Regions from separate parts of the Mus musculus genome. Here region 2 is linked to region 1. Evidence: chromatin loops called from intact Hi-C (ENCODE). Cell type or tissue: left cerebral cortex. All regions are shown on one strand.

What was found. Hi-C counts contacts between places; a loop is a spot of excess contacts. Peaks named below come from ENCODE experiments on the same cell type or tissue, not always from the same donor. Only the 100,000 strongest peaks of a DNase experiment are listed, where the experiment ranks them.
Region 2: it touches region 1 in a loop (7-fold over the local background); 2 of 42 quality-filtered maps call a loop at or near these places.

What each region holds. Positions count from the first base shown.
Region 1 is chr6:139,872,465-139,877,464 of GRCm38, reverse strand. It overlaps Pik3c2g (phosphatidylinositol-4-phosphate 3-kinase catalytic subunit type 2 gamma), which reads right to left. Exons shown (of 34, transcript NM_207683.3): 26 at 2,006-2,162. Among named protein-coding and RNA genes, the nearest start is that of Plcz1, 170 kb to the left of the region's middle. In left cerebral cortex, a CTCF peak has its summit at 2,827 (motif pointing left); DNase peaks (open chromatin) are centred at 2,533 and 2,826.
Region 2 is chr6:140,051,185-140,056,184 of GRCm38, reverse strand. All of the region lies in intron 2 of Gm45959 (a long non-coding RNA gene), which reads left to right. It also overlaps the pseudogene Gm44156. Among named protein-coding and RNA genes, the nearest start is that of Capza3, 12 kb to the right of the region's middle. In left cerebral cortex, no CTCF peak of the experiment used is centred here; DNase peaks (open chromatin) are centred at 1,499, 1,724 and 2,153; H3K27ac peaks cover 1,174 bases.

The DNA of each region.
Region 1 (5,000 bases):
TCATGAGTAAGATCTTGGGAGAGTCCAACTAGATCATGCCAGAGTTTGACAGTACATGAGAATTGATAGTGCCTAGAAATTCATTATATAAATAAAGTCATTTTCCTTGATTTAGTGCTTGTAGAGTTAGTTTTCTCTGTGTCATAGAATTAGCTTGTTATGAGCTGTAAGCCATCCCATAAAAGCAATAGAGAAAAAGAGAATTGGGAACTAGAACAAAGATCTATAAAGAAAAATTCCTGGCTACAGTTGGAGATCCTGATGCCTGGGGATGTTACTCAGTAGGAGAGATGCAGGCTCAATTCCTATCACAGAATAAAAAAAAAATACTGAACCAAACCAAACCAAAAGAACACAAAAAATCCCCCTGAATTATGAAGTAATTAGTAAAATTGAGAAATTGACCCTTCAGTTTTAATGAATACTAATTTGAATTTTACATGTGAGTGCGTGATCTTGTAATGGTCAGTTCATTTTTTAATTGATTGCTTTGATTGGTTGGTTGATTGATTTTTGAGTCAAGATTTCATGTAGTCCAGGCTGGCTTTAAACTTGCTTTGTAACCAAAGATGACCTTGTACTTCTGACCCTCCTGCCTCTTTCTCCCAGGTTCTGCATTTTGGAATTACAAGTGTGTAGCACCACAGCCAATTGTCTTCAGTGCTGGGCCAGCACTTTACCAACTGAAATATATTCCTAACCTGACAGTATTTAAAGTAAATTAACAATTATCTTATATTATCACATTAATTAACTGAACTCTACTATATGGCAGATACTATCATAAATCCTTTATGTTAATTATCAGCTAGAGTTATGAAAATTAATCTATTAATATCTTAGCATAATGCCTGGTCCATATGATGCATTTATTATCAGGCAATTTATCCATCAATTCCATAAGGTAAAAGTTATTATCCTCATTTTAAATGGAAACAGTACATAGGTTAAGTATAAATTTAACCTTTAAATGCTAAGCCTGCATTCAAAATTAGGGAGATCCAACCACCAAATTTGTCTCCTCAACATCTACTAGCAGAATTGAAGTTTCTAAGCCAGCCATTTTTTACTCCAAAAAACACAGATAGATAAACTAGTGGTATGCTACTCTCCTGTGGATGGATGTAATTGTTACAATGGATGTATGCACTTAAAGAAATCATTATATCATTTTCCAAAAGATATTTCTATTGGCCACTTCTTTCCTTTTACCACATGACTATTTCTCATCTCTTTGCTATGGACATTGGGAGAAAACACTGAATCCTTCCGGACCCAAAGCTCAGCAGAACCAATGCATGACACTCAACGCATCAATCTACAGTCTGCTCACTAACTCATCAGTGACATGTTTAGACTTATTTCGTTGTGAGGTAAATGTGCATGTGTGTGTATGTGGTTTTGTGCCTATTTGCATGCAGGTCCCTGTGGAGTACAGACAAGTGCATCATATCCCTGGAGCTGAAGTTAAAGGCAGTTGTTGGACTTGTGAGCTGCCGGGTGTGAGGGCTGGGAACTGAACTCGGGTGCTGTGCAAGAGAAGTTTATGCTTTTAAACCGCTGAGCCATCTCTCCAACTCCAGAGTTTGTATTCTTGACCCTGAATTTCTTAATATGAATGAATAGCGCTCAAGTGTTCAAAGGCAGATATTGAGACAAAAGAGCCAGGATGAATCTGCCTCATCTATGTTATGAAGTTTACTTCATATGTAAGTCAAATGGGGACAATACAGCCAAAGAAGTTAGTTTAAAAATGACTTTTTTTTTCTGAGCCCTAATCCACTCTGCATGGGGATCCCCTCTGAATGCACTAGTAACTCTGTGTTTGGTGACTTCCAAGATGAAAACTATGAACTAACTGTAAGTTGCCAAGAAACATGTTTGCTTGCTCACTCCTTTCTGCGTTAAAAACTGTTTTAAAATGGAGGTGGGGGAACTCCAAACCATTAGAAGTAGACAGCTGGATGAGACACCATGGAAGCTTTCTACTCTCCAAGGGACTTACCATCTCTAGAAGGCTCAGGATCAACTGGCTGTGTTTCCTGACGATGTTGTAAGCTCTGCAGCAAAGCTCCACGAAGTCTTGAAAATGCTGTGTGTTTTTTCCACCCTCAGTAATAAAGTACTCCATCTCTGAAGTAAAAATGAAAGGGGCTCTGTCCCTATAAATAAAAAGATAGCAACAACCATGAGGAGGTCACATGGTTTGGAGGGTTAATGCAGAAAGTCACTGCAACTTATTTCCACTGGAGTTTGTTTGTTTGTTTTTGTTTTGTTTTTTGGTAGTCTAGTGTGGGTTATTGCAGCAGATCAGTGGAAAAACTTAGTAATTGAAGACTTTGAATAACTGGTCTGGGGAGGAGAAAGGGTAAGTTGTGCTACAATGTTCCTCTACACTCTGTCAAATGTTTAATTCCCAACTACGTTTGGACACAGTGTATCTACTAAAAGAAGATAGGCTCCAATGAACAGTACAGTAAGAGTTCTGCCAAGTCCTCACTGGCAGTATATTTACTGACACACTGGGAGGTGATAAAACAGAACTTGAGTTCTTAAAAAATAGCCTTAAAAGCTCTTTTCTTTCCCTCTGAAGGGTGACTCCTTAGGAAGAGAATTTGGATAAAAGTTAAGATATTTTAATGCCAATCTCTTTCAGAAGATAATTTGTGAAACAACAGCAACAGATGTAACCAATTCCCTGTCATATGTGTAGTGAACAGGGAGTTTTAGAAAGTAGCTATAATTCATTTCACATATGACTCAGTGAAAAAAATGCTGAGCACACCAGGACAGTGCTAACCTTGTTTTCTCATAAGTCACACTGCCCCCTGGAGTCCCAAGGATGGAAAAGCAGGTTCCATCTCCAAAATTATTAGACATGCTAATCCTGAGATGAAGCCTTAGCCACTCAAGGAGAAGCGAAGCAGGTAGGGGGAGGGGCAGGCACATCTCTATCTGATGAGGTTTCAGCATATAGATCAGTGAGGGCGATTTTGCACCAACCTGACCTAGATTCTTCTAGCAGCATCTAGATTTGGACACAGTTTGTGGTTAAAATAGAATGACATGTTTTAAATTTGACAGCCTGGGTTCACATAAGGTTATATCAAATCACAACTGGAGAAATTGAGAGGTAGTTCAGGGAGCCTTTAGAATAGAATAGTGTTCCTTGCTGGTACAAGGCTTTGCTGTTTTAATAAAAACATTGTCAAGCTAGAATTCCCACTGATATGACTTAACTAGACCTTTCTGAAGTATGGGACTCAAATGGAAAAGCCATGCAAGCACACTTGAAGAAGTAGATTCTAGCTACCAGCCAAGCAGTTTCTAAAACAGTGTTTGGGTGTGGTTGTTTTAAAATGTTAATTTAAAGCTGGGCACTGTGGTTCACACCAGCAAATCCCAGCATATCAGTGGCTACACAGACTATGAGTTTGAGACCAGCCTAGACTACATGTTGACTTCCAGGTAAGCCTGGTCTCAGAGGTGGGGTCCTGTCCCAAAGTGAAATAATAAAATTTATATGTTACAATACATGCTTATTATCAAAAGTGGTCAGAATAACAAAAAGCATTCCCTTGGCTTTGATTTCTTTGCACAGTAACGTATTCAATAAACTCTGTTGCGTTCCACACCAAGCAGAAGCTCTCGGGCGCCAGCTCCGATGCCTCAAACTTTGATCACTGGTTTTGCTATTGGCCTTGCTGGGTTTCCCACTCATCCCGTGATACACTTTGTGGGCTATGCTTCAGCAAGGCTGGGAGAAGAGATGTTGGAAACACGAGATAAAAGCACAGGGTCTAATCTTGAACGCGCTGTGACTTCATTTTCTCATGTTTAAAATGTGTGCCAGACACTCAGCTGCTAGACTTCATGAGAGAGCCAGCTTGGAAAAGCTGCCCGAGTCAGGCCCACAGAGCGCATTGTGCACTTCAGGGGGTTCTGTGGCTTGGGGAGGCTCAAAGCACAGAGCCTGGGCCAGAGGCCCCGCGATTCAGATTTCAAGTCTGGGTTTTGTGTATCACTAGATCTTGCCCTTGGTGAGAGACTTACCAGCTCCATTCTGAAATTTCATTCTTTATCAAATGGGCTGGAAACGGTTGCTCATTGATATTGCTGAGAGGATCTCATAGCTTAGAGGACAGGAAAGTACTTACTACATGGCAAGCACTGGATACATTTTAGATGTCATTGTTGTGTATTACCGTGAGTCTTCAAACGGCCACGAGTGTTCGCCGAGCTGAGCCTTCTCACAACTAAGGCGCCTTCTGTCTTCTCACTCAAAAATGGCATCAATTTCTACTTTTTAAGTTAGCATTTATTTTAATCCTGGCCTTCATCACCATAAACTGCTTGGGTGTGTGGGTCTTTACATGGGCCTTTTATTTCATTATATATTTGTTAGATCATGTACGGTTGCGGTTTTCACTATTGCTAATTGTGGTCCTTTGAAGAATAATTGTGGCCCCGTAGGCTCACGGTTTAAGTATGTGGTCCCCAGTTTGTGACGCTGTTTGGAGAACCTTTAGGAAGTGGAGCCCGGGTGGATGGAGGGAATACAGTTCTGGGCTTGGGCCTTGAGAGATCAACGCACCACCCCACGTTTTACTCTCTCTGTCTCTGCTTCGAGTGTATATAGATGTGATCAGTCAGCTTCCTGCTCTGTGAGCCCGTCACACCTTTCGGGAATAAAGGATTCTATCCCTCCGGAGCCATAGCAAACCCTTATTATTTCTTTAAGTTTCTCTTGGTCCTGTATTTTATTACAGTAAAAGAAAAGAACCTTAGACCCCAAATTTTAGGAAAGTTTTAGAAATATCTTAGACTTCTATAATCAGAAACAAATCTACAATATTTTTTCCCTGTCTTATACTATTTTTTACTATGAAATGAACTTTGGAAATTGTTTTAGAAAAATCTAAAATATTATAAATTCCTGAACTTTTTTTTATATATATATACTTTTTATTAGGTATTTCCTGAACGTTTTTTAACATGAC
Region 2 (5,000 bases), 180 kb before region 1:
CCCTGCTTCTTCCCCTACTTCTTTATTGTTTCTGTTACTCTCTGACTTCGCATTGAGAAGTTCCTTCACAAGCTCTCGTTCCTCTGGCAGAAAGCCACGGGCTTGGTTTGTTGTGTGTGTGTTTGTGGGACACAGAAATACCCTAGCTGCTGTGTTCTTCCCCTGATGAAGTCTCAGAGAGAGAGAGAGAGAGAGCCCCGGGCTGGGGCACTGGGAAGAAACTGTCCAGGCTGCCACTCGGATCTCTGCACCCTGAGCATTGGCCTCTCTTCTGTGTATTTTCAGAAAGTTGGAAACTTTGGCTTCTGTAAATCAGGTTTCTAAGTGAGGTCCTTGATGTGCCGAGAGGACATCATGTCTGTCATGAGATACAGCTCACCTAGAGGGCTGCTTGTCGTTTGTTTAGGGGCTTGGGGGGGGGGTCTCATGTTTGTTTCCATGCTGATTGAGTGTGGAGGTTCTGGTTTTGGCTTTGGGGTGACTGCTGTTTGAAGTTGCAGTTTGTGTGATTACCATAATAAAATCGAGCCTGGTTTTATAGTCTTGCACAGACACCATCTTGGATCTCTGCCCTGGCACTATACGGAGCTTAGATATGTTTGCCAAAAGGCAAAGGACTTGTTGGTTCCTGGAGATATCCTGTGGGTTCAGGTGGGTTGGGCAGCGAGAACGAGGCTCCATAGTGGTGTTGGCATTGTGATGATGACAGACACTTTTGCAACCTTTAACAGTACTTTATATTTTACAAAGTATCATGTTTCATTTTGATTAAAAGCTACCAAGTGAATTTTGATCATGTATAAGTGTTTAAAGCAATATTTTCTGGAATATACCAAGTATATATAACTCGATTTTATGCTAAATAATTAAAGGATTCTCCCTTTTTGAAACATGCATGTTTGGGCCCCCCATATTAAAACCCTTTCTCTTTAAGTATCATTTCTATATTTGTACATTTTCATTTATGAGTTCTATGATGTGGTCTCTGAAAGACCAAATAGATGTCTATTTCTACTTCTTATTTTTAAGTTCATTGTGTCTACAGATTGGTAATACTGTAATTTAATGTAGACTTACTTTGGATAAAACTAGTTTAATTGGCAAAAAAGAAAGAAAGAAAGAAAGAAAGAAAGAAAGAAAGAAAGAAAGAAAGAAAGAAAAAAGAAAGAAAGAAAGAAAAGAAAGAAAGGAAGAAAGAAAAAAAGTCTTGATCACAGGTACCTGGGGAAATGGTTCACTGCAGAAAACTCTTTCTTGGAGCACCATAGGAGACAGGCTTTGGGAAACAAGGAATAAAGACAATTAACTCTTATTTTCTATGACTGCAGGGTTCAGATCAAGTTCATCATTGCCAGCACCACTGCTGACTAGCAAACTCATGCTGAGCCCGGTTGTCTCTGAGACTTTCCCCTGTCACAGTCAGGCAGGCTCCCAGAAGCAGCCTTTAGACAGAGACTGGCTTACAGGCTTTCACTGGGCTGTTTCTAAGATGAGCAGCCGTAGCCTGTTTTGTGTGGAGCAGGCTTCAGCAAACCACTTCTGGTTCCTAGCTTGTTTGAGTATGATCAGAAGCTAAGAGAGAATAATTTTATTTTATTTCTTTACATTTTTTTTTAGAAAATTGTGAGAAAAGAAAAATAAATTGCTAACAGAGCCTTACTCTCTGTGGTTTGTGAAGGCTAAATTTATTACCCGCCTTCTTAAGAAAGATTTGTCTATTCCTGGGTAAGAAGTGGGTGGAGGGATTGCAGAGACAGTCAGTCATAGCAAAGGCCTAGCCAGTCCTACATGATGCTTGGGAACTGAGAAATGTTACAAAGCTGTCTTGATCTAATGTGGTGCATGTGCGAGCGTGTGTGTGTGTGTGTGTGTGTGTGTGTGTGTGCATAAGGACATCATGGGTTCTTCTAGTGTGGTTCAGTTTGTGAGTGTAAGCTTCCAATGGGAAGGGGTGAGATTGTGAGTATTACCCTAGTGTGGCTCCTGGTAGCAAGAGGAGTGTTCACTTCAGAAGGTTCTGGCAGTGGCCACTGTACCAGCTTTCTCTGGTGGCCTCTTCTAATTTCCCACAGGGTAATGTTTGCTGCTACTTATGTGGTTGGCTTTTCACCTGGCATTATCCCTTGCTCAGTGGAGACCTACTTACAAACAGGAAGAGTATCTTATTTCTTTTTGTGTTCTTAGTGCTGAATACAGAGGCTGGCACATCGCCGTATTCAGGAATGGGCTCAGTGGAGATTTACTGAATGAATAAATATTCTTGCATATATGAGATTGAAAAATAGGCAGGAATTTATATGGAAGCTCACTGTGGAAGGCTCTGAATGGCTGCTTAGAAGCACCAGTCTTATAAGCCAGATATTGGTTTATGTCCACATTTATGAATGGATTTGACATTTGAATCCAAGAAGACTAGAATGTATAACTTCAATCCCACAGTAGAGTTGGAAATCATGCTACATGTGTATATGGAGGGTCACTGAGATGGCTCAGTAAATATGAGGGCACTTGCCATCAAGCCTGACAGACAGTCTAATCCCTGAGACACACAGTGGAAGGAGAGGACTGACTCCTGCAGGCTGTCCTGTGGTCTTACAGCTGCATCATGGCTCCCATGCATGCAACCACACACACAACCGTAATCACAACAATCTTTTAAAAATGAAGTGGTGGAGAGTGATGGAGGAAAATACTTGCCATTGACCTCTGGCCCCCAAATATGCACTGTACACCTGCATGTGCATGTGTACACACACACACACACACACACACACAGGTGCACATACACACAGAACACACACACAATCATAACAGGAATTGCTCTCTGTGAAGATATGTTGCAGGGTACTTAATCACTCGGTGAACCCCAAGATTGTGTTGTCATGTGACTAAGTCCTTACTACGAACCTTTAATCCCTCTGGCTGGAACACAGACATGCCTTTAGTACACACCTTTAATCCCAAGCAATGGAGATAAAGTTAGTTTATAGAAGGAAGCAGCCATGTTTGAACATGATGTCTAATGAGTACCAGACAAAGTGACAGAACAGAGAAAGATTTGAGAGAATAGAATGTGCTCACCTCTCAGGAGAGAGGATTGGAAAGCAATGCAGGAGGGAGGGAGGGAGGGAGGGAGGGAGGGAGGGAGGGAGGGAGAGAGAGAGAGAGAGTTGGTTTTATAAGGGCAGTGATAGACAGGCTAGAGAGAGAACAAGCTAGACACAGGTGAAAACAGAATGAGCCAGAGAATGAGAAGGAGCCAGAAGATTAGAACAAATTATCAGTTAGTATGAGGCCAAGCAGAGCAACCCAGGAGAAACCTAGAGAAGTCAGATTGGCCCAGGCAGCTTGGAGAGGAGTTTAAGCCAGACAGCTGAATTGAATCAGCCAGCCAGAGATCAGAAAGAGCTAGAAAGGGTGAGCTTATTTAGCAGCAAGTCTGAGGCTGAAAACATTCTAGGCCTAGATTAGATCGTACAGAGGCTAGAAGCTCTCAGGACTAGACATAGGTTAGCAGACAGAAGCAGCAACCCTCTAAGATGACAATTCCACAGGAGACTCGAAAATACTTTAACAGAAAGACGAACATGGACCATTGCCTAAATTGCTTTCCAAGATCCATAATTCCTAGTACATGGACATTTTCAGGACTACAACAGGTAGAAACATTGATAGAAAATAATTTCTATATGTTCTAAGTCCAGTGATGCAGAGTACTGTGAGTCAAGGATTCTACCCTGCTTTACTGATGGCTCAGCTTCAGATGTCCCATGATGCCTTAGGGAACTGTTTACTGTACAAATTACTTTAGGATTTTCCTCACTGCATTTCTAGAAAGATAGAGAGGAATTTTGACAGCCTTTTTTTTTGTTTTTTGTTTTTTGTTTGTTTGTTTTGTTTTTGTTTTTGTTCAATGTTGATCAACAGGGAAGAGAGAGTCTCAGTTGACAAATGCCCTCACTAGATTAGTCTATGTGTAATCCAGTGGGACATTTTCTTGATTATTGGTTGATGTGCAAGGGCCCACTTTACTACAGGTGACATCACACCTGGGTAGTGGTCCTGAGCTGTGTAAGAAAGCAGACTGAGGAAGCTGTGAGGTTCACCTCCATGGCCTCTGCTTCAGTTCCTGCCTCAGGTTCCTGCTTGAGTTTCTGCCCTGAGTTCCCTCAGTGAAGAACTGTGACCAATATGACGAAATAAACCATCTCCCCTCAAGCTGCTGGTCATAGTGTTTGTCACGACAATAGAAACACATAACCAGGACACCAGATAGTTTCCTAACTCTGGATTTAGGCATCTAACTGTAGAATCTGGGAGGAAATCTCTTGGGTTCTGCTGACTCCATAAAACATCTTCGCTGCTTCATTATTTCCAAATGCCTCCTGGCTCAGACCCTCAGGGCTACATTTCAGTTGTACACTTTAAAACATTCATGGATATATCTTGAGTTTGGCTACCGTAGTGCCTGTAATATTTTCCAGCTGCTATGAAAGAACGGCAGAGGAGAGCGATATTCTGCAGTCACATTCTTGGGTTGGTTATAAATTTGTTATGTAATACTAAGTCTCAGGGTTTCTGTTCTTTGTTTGGAAACTCCAGGGCCCCTGGGGAGTGTGTGATTTGTAGTAAAGGACAGCAAAGCATCTCCAATACCCACTGAAAAGTGTTAACCCCTTTCCCGGCCACTCTCATTTCCTGGGGTGGGGGTGGGGAATCTGACTAATAAAGTTACAGTTAATTTCTTCCAGTGCAGCACTTGGTTAAAACAAGAAATGGATTTTATCTTTGTGGCTTTGCTGCTCCTGACATATTCATTGAACTGTCACAAGTAGAAATTAAAAAAATGAATAGTTTAGCAGCTTCTCTTAGCTAATTTTCTTTGCCGTTAGGGACGGAAGAGCGGTATCCAGATAGATATGAGCGGAGTTGAAGGTGATAGTGTGGGAGACTGGACACGGGGGAAACACACCCGTGGCTCTCTGGAGCACCTCTGAGAA